2 separate regions of the Homo sapiens genome follow, and region 1 is linked to region 2. Evidence: chromatin loops called from intact Hi-C (ENCODE). Cell type or tissue: heart left ventricle. All regions are shown on one strand. Links, peaks and the distances in the headings refer to the core of each region. The heading gives the core; the rest is flanking DNA.

Region 1 (2,921 bases), core at 252-2,751, 62 kb before region 2:
CTACCTATGACTGGGTAATTTATGAAGAAAAGAGGTTTAATTGACTCACAGTTTTGTAGGCTTAACAGAAAGCCTGGTTAGGAGGCCTCAGGAAACTTGCATTCATGGCAGAAGGTGAAGGGGAAGTAAGCACATCTTTCCATGGCAGAGGAGGAAGGTGGGGGAAGTACCACACACTTTTAAACCATCAGATCTCATGAGAACTCACTATCACGAGAACAGCAAGGGGGAAATCCACCCCCATGATCCAATCACCTCCCACCAGGTCCCACCTTCAACATGTGGGGATTACAGTTCCACATAAAATTTGGGTGGGGACGTAGATCCAAATCATATCACACATCAACTTTCAGTTAACGGTTTATTCTGGGGATGGAGGAAAGGACTTTAGCTATAATGTTTCTTGCCTTAAAAAATAAAGATCTGAGAAAGAGGATTTCCAGTTTCATCCATGTCCCTACAAAGGACATGAACTCTTCATTTTTTTATGGCTGCATAGTATTCCATGGTGTATATGTGCCACATTTTCTTAATCCAGTCTATCGTTGTTGGACATTTGGATTGGTTCCAAGTCTTCGCTATTGTGAATAGTGCTGCAAGGACAAAAAACCAAACACTGCACGTTCTCACTCATAGGTGGTAATTGAACAATGAGAACACATGGACACAGGAAGTGGAACATCACACTCTGGGGACTGTTGTGGGGTAGGGGGAGGGGGGAGGGATAGCATTAGGAGATATACCTAATGCTAAATGACTAGTTGATGGGTGCAGCACACCAACATGGCGCATGTATACATATGTAACAAACCTGCACATTGTGCACATGTACCCTAAAACTTAAAGTGTAATAATAATAAAATAAATAAATAAATAAATAAAGATCTGAAGTGAATATGACAAAATGTTAACACAGTTGTTAATGTGAGTGATGAGTAAATGGATGTCTGTTGTATTGTTTGTGTAGGCTGAAGTATTTAATAATTAAACAATAAAAACAAAAATGAACAAAAATAAAAAAAAATAACAAAGTTGTTATTAGGTAAGACTGACATAGTCCATTACAGTCCTGGGTGTAGGACAGTTTTCCAGGTGTCCTTGGACTGACCCGGTTCTCTCCCTTTTCTCACTTGTAGTTCTCATGAATAACTGTAGGATGGGCTGAGAATTCAACATTCTGAGATAAGAGTGAGCTGGCTAGAACAGCCAGGCTCTGTTCCAGTCCCCACTTAGAAACAGGATGTCCTTCAATGCTTTATACCAGTGAATCATGTGACCTCTGTGTATGAAACCAGGGTGAGCTGTTTTCTGGGGTCCCTCAGCTATTATCCAAGTGGGGCATGTGCAGTTGAGACCCCAACTGCCCCGGACAGTTTTCCTGAGCCTTGGGGGACTGTCTCACCCTGAATCCTAGGCTTCTGCTGTCCCTTGCTGCCTATCCAAAAGTAATAAACCCACTCTGTGTAACTCATTGTATGTACGGGTGTTCTGTCTCACCAGACTGAGGCAAGTTGATACCAGTGCACAGTGAGCTGCTTCTCACTGTGATGCATGGAAAGAGGGGGAATAGTTTAGGTCACCAGTCTTTTCAAAGAAAGATGGTGGGAAGCAGGAATAAAAATATTTTTATGAGGACTAACTCCTATAGGATTTGGTTAAAGCAAAATATGAGTAGTAGTATTTACTCATAGAGGAATGGAGATACCGATCATAACAAAGGTAGAATGCTATATTGATACCAAATGTTTTCAGCAGCCAGGAGATAATGTGGTTGTACTTTTTCTTAATAAATCTGCCATGAAAATAGCACCAAAGAAAACAAAGAGATGAGAATATCTCATTAGTGTTAAATACTGAAAACTAAAGTATCCCTTGTGATATCCTGAGAAAATACATTTGGTCAGGCCATAGGCTGTCAAAGATTGGTCTCCAGAGAAATTGTATGCAGAGACCCAAAGGGTTTACTCTTCTCTTAGGTATTTCCGAGGCAAAAAGTCTTCCTTGAAGTCACAGACTAAGGGCTATAAGGTTAATGACAGCATCTCCTTTTCTAGAAATTTTTGAGAATGAATAACAGACATGATTGAGTGAAACGCTGCTTGGGAAAACAAAATTCTGGACCAGAATCTAGTATGAAGTAGATGTTCAGTGAGCATTGTTTAAACTTAACAACACAGCCCCAATAAATAGAGGACAACTGAGGTCAATGAACAAAGAAGCTATGCGACACTTAATTCTTTTAGATGAAGTTCTATCATCACGGACCATGAATACTTCATACTTCCTCTTTCCCCTTTTACTTCTATTTTTATCCCATTTTCTCCACTTTCCTATGACACTCTGCTTTTGTTAATGTGGCCTTAAAGTTTACTTAATTGGGTGTCTAAGGATTTCTCCAAGTCCATCACCTGCTAACAGGGTGATCTGTGCTCTAAAAAGCGCTATAGTCAGAAGGCCTTTCATTTTATAGTAGAGCTTGTAGATGTCAACCTAACAGCTTCCAACTGACGCATGTATCTGGAGGCTAGGTGTGTTGGGGGAAGTTAGGCCCCTCTCTCATCCCAGGAGATGAACTGTTATTAGTCAAAGCCAAATAGAGGAGGATTCCGCTTGCCAGTGAGTGTTTTAGGAATAAGTATGTGTTACAACTCTGGCCAAGGGGACAGGAAGGAAAGTCTGCTAAGAAACTCATTTTGCTCTTAAAAAGGAAAAGAGGCTCATTCCCTCTTCTGGTCTTTTTGACTATTGAGATGATACCCTTGGTTAATGCAGTCATCCTGTGACATGAGAGGACAAACCTAAGAGAAACAGCTATAGATAGAGAATGGCAGAATGGACAGATCGAAAGAACTCGAATCCTTGATACTATCATTAGCCACTGAATTCACTGACCCTGGAAGAGCCCTACCCTAGGATTTCCT
Region 2 (2,921 bases), core at 303-2,802:
CATTAATTTCTCCAGTTTGAATCCACCCTCATCCACCTCCTTTTCTTTTCTATTTTGTCCTCATCTTTGGCCCTCACAAGTGACGCTGGACCTTCTCTGTTTCCTGCTCTTCATCTCTGCAGAAGAATGGCAAAAAGATGACCAGATCCGAGGCTGTGCCACGTTCAAGGCAAGAGGGCCTGGGTGAAAGCAACAGCAGAGAAGACAGAGAGGGAAACCCAGAAGGGGTCGACCCTTTCTTGATAAATGCTGAGAGCTGGAGGTTTAGGAAGGAGGAGTTGAAGGTGACTATAGTTTTTAATTTCACAAATCCAGCAAATGCTGAGGACCTGTGCTTGTGACCAAGAATACGAGAGATGGCAGTCTCTGAGGAAAGGCAATGAATTCTATTTGGGATGCATTAAGTTTGAAGTGCCCACAATATCCAGATGGTATATGTATCCATCAGTGCACTTGGTTGTAGAGAAATGAAAGCAACTCAGGCTAATTCAAGCACAAGAGGAAATTACTAGAGGATATCTGGCAATTCTTGTAATTTCCAGAACAGCCAGAGAACCAAGGTTGGCCCCTTTACAGCCAGGAGCAAACATCGAATTCATTCCGGACCTCAGCCAGTGAGGAGCCCCTTGTTGATACCGCTGGAAACTGACTCTAGCTCACAGCCCTGGCTTGGGCTCTGCTTCCAGAATCCTGCCACTGTCATCCTCACCAGGAGAGATCTGTGTGGGCCCCGATTCTAATCGGGATCAGAGCACGGGCTTCTGACAGGTGGGGCCTGAGCCACATGCCTGCATTCTCGCTGCCAGTATGGGAAGGATTACTCTGGAGTGGGAAGTGCGTTCAGTCCCATAAGGTGCAAGATTCCCAACACATAGAATAATGTTCAGATATTGGGTCATCAGAAAGACTAACAAATGTTCACCACTTATATTCAGAAGGGTTAGAAACAGGAACAGTAATAACAGCTTGCACTTTTAAGCGTTTACTGTGTGTCAGGCACCATACAAACTGCTCAACATGCATTTAGAGTTTAAATTGTACAAAGTATGAAGTGGATATAGGGAAGCGATCCCGGCAGAACAGGGCAATTTACTGCGCTGGTGAACTACCCCAGTTTTTCCAGGACTGAGGGGTTTCCCAGCAAGCAGGACTTTTCAGTGCCAAGACAGAAGATCAGATCAAGAAGATCTTAGGGAGAAAGGACAGCTGGTCAGCCCGGTCTCATCAGAAAATCCTGGGTCCAAATTCTAGCTTGTCCACCTGAGCCACGTAACCTAACTTATTTGAATCTCAGTTTTCTCCATTATAAACTAGGAACAACAAAAGTACCTCCCTCACAGAGTTGCTGTGGAGGATTAGAGATATGTGTGATGTATAGAGCCCATCATCAGGTATGGCTTTTTTTGTTTGTTTTTTGTTTTTGAGACAGAGTTTCACTCTTGTTGCCCAAGCTGGAGTGCAATGGCACCATCCTGACTCACTGCAACCTCTGCCTCCCGGGTTCAAATGCTTCTCCTGCCTCAGCCTCCTGAGTAGCTTGGATTACAGGCATCTGCCACCACACCCCACTGATTTTTTATATTTTTAGTAGAGACGGGGTTTCACCATGTTGGCCAGGCTGGTCTCGAACTCCTGACCTCAGGTGATCCCCCGCCTCGGCCCCCCAAATTGCTAGGATTACAGGTGTGAGCCACTGTGCCCAGCCCAGGTATGTATTAAGAGCACAAAAATGTTAGATTATTCTCAACTCCAGAAAACCTGAGTCTGCCCATGTCATAACAAATAGTACAACCGAGATTTCAATTTAGGACTGAACAACTGAAAAGTATACTTTAAATCCCTAGGGATCCCCATCCACATGGAGGTTGAAGCTATAGGAGAATGGAGGAATGGTGAGAAACTGGGATTATTACTACCTGATATCCTAATATTTAAGGCAGATAAAAAGGACAAAACCAACAAAGAACAGATAAAATAAAGAGATTGCAGATGGAAGAGATATCATAAAAGTAGCCGGGCGCAGTGGCTCACACCGGTAACCCGAGCACTTTGGGAGGCCAAGGCGGGGAGATCACCTGAGGTCAGGATTTCGAGACCAGCCTGGCCAATGTGGTGAAACCCTGTCTCTACTAAAAAATACAAAAATCAGTGGTGCATGGTGGCCTGCACCTGTAGCAGCTACTTGGGAGGTTGAGGCAGGAGAATCGCTTGAACCCGGGAGGCGAAGGTTGCATTGAGCTAAGATTGTGCCATTGCACTCCAGCCTTGGGTGACAGAGCCAGACTCTGTCTCAAAAAAAAATGTGGAGTAACTGCAAAAAGCTGGGGTGGCCAATCAGATCCACTGTGGCAGAGAAGCCAGTAGGTTAGGAACACATACCACTTTTGTAATCAGAAGAGGACAAAAAGTTAAAAAAAAAAAAAAAAAAGGTGAGGAATGTTAGCTTTCAGCCATAATGGAATAACAGAGGGTGATTTATTCTCCTACCTTAAATAACTAGAAAAGCACACGCAATTTATGAAACAACAGTTTTTAGACATTGGACAAGTTTTTAGACAAAGCACAAGACAAATGATCCCCTGAGAAAAGAAAACAAATTAGGTGAGCCCTGAGAGCGCCCCAGCTCACTGTCTGGATAGAGTTTCCAGGCCATAGTGCAGGGAGGAATAAAGTAGGTGGAATAATCCCCAAAGCTAAGACATGGCCAAGAGTAGTTCATGTTCCAACCAATCAAAGGGGAAAGACCTTCTAATACACGGAGCATCAAGTAGAGTCCTCAGGAGAACACTTCTTCAATATTGAGCCCAAGTTACCTTAGATGAGAAATTGGTAACCCTTTTTCTTTTTTGAGATGGAGTCTCGCTCTGTCCCCCAGGTTGGAGTGCAGTGGCAGGATCTTGGCTCACTGCAACCTCCACCTC

What was found. A loop is a pair of places that touch in the nucleus more often than their neighbours do. Peaks named below come from ENCODE experiments on the same cell type or tissue, not always from the same donor. Only the 100,000 strongest peaks of a DNase experiment are listed, where the experiment ranks them.
Region 1: a loop joins it to region 2, with 7 times the contacts of the local background. A loop is called at or near these places in 3 of 110 quality-filtered maps.

What each region holds. Positions count from the first base shown.
Region 1 is chr5:142,513,532-142,516,452 of GRCh38, reverse strand. No RefSeq gene overlaps it. Among named protein-coding and RNA genes, the nearest start is that of FGF1, 170 kb to the left of the region's middle. In heart left ventricle, for the core only: no CTCF peak of the experiment used is centred there; no DNase peak of the experiment used is centred there.
Region 2 is chr5:142,451,825-142,454,745 of GRCh38, reverse strand. All of the region lies in intron 3 of SPRY4-AS1 (SPRY4 antisense RNA 1), which reads right to left. Among named protein-coding and RNA genes, the nearest start is that of SPRY4-AS1, 130 kb to the right of the region's middle. In heart left ventricle, for the core only: no CTCF peak of the experiment used is centred there; no DNase peak of the experiment used is centred there; H3K27ac peaks cover 351 bases.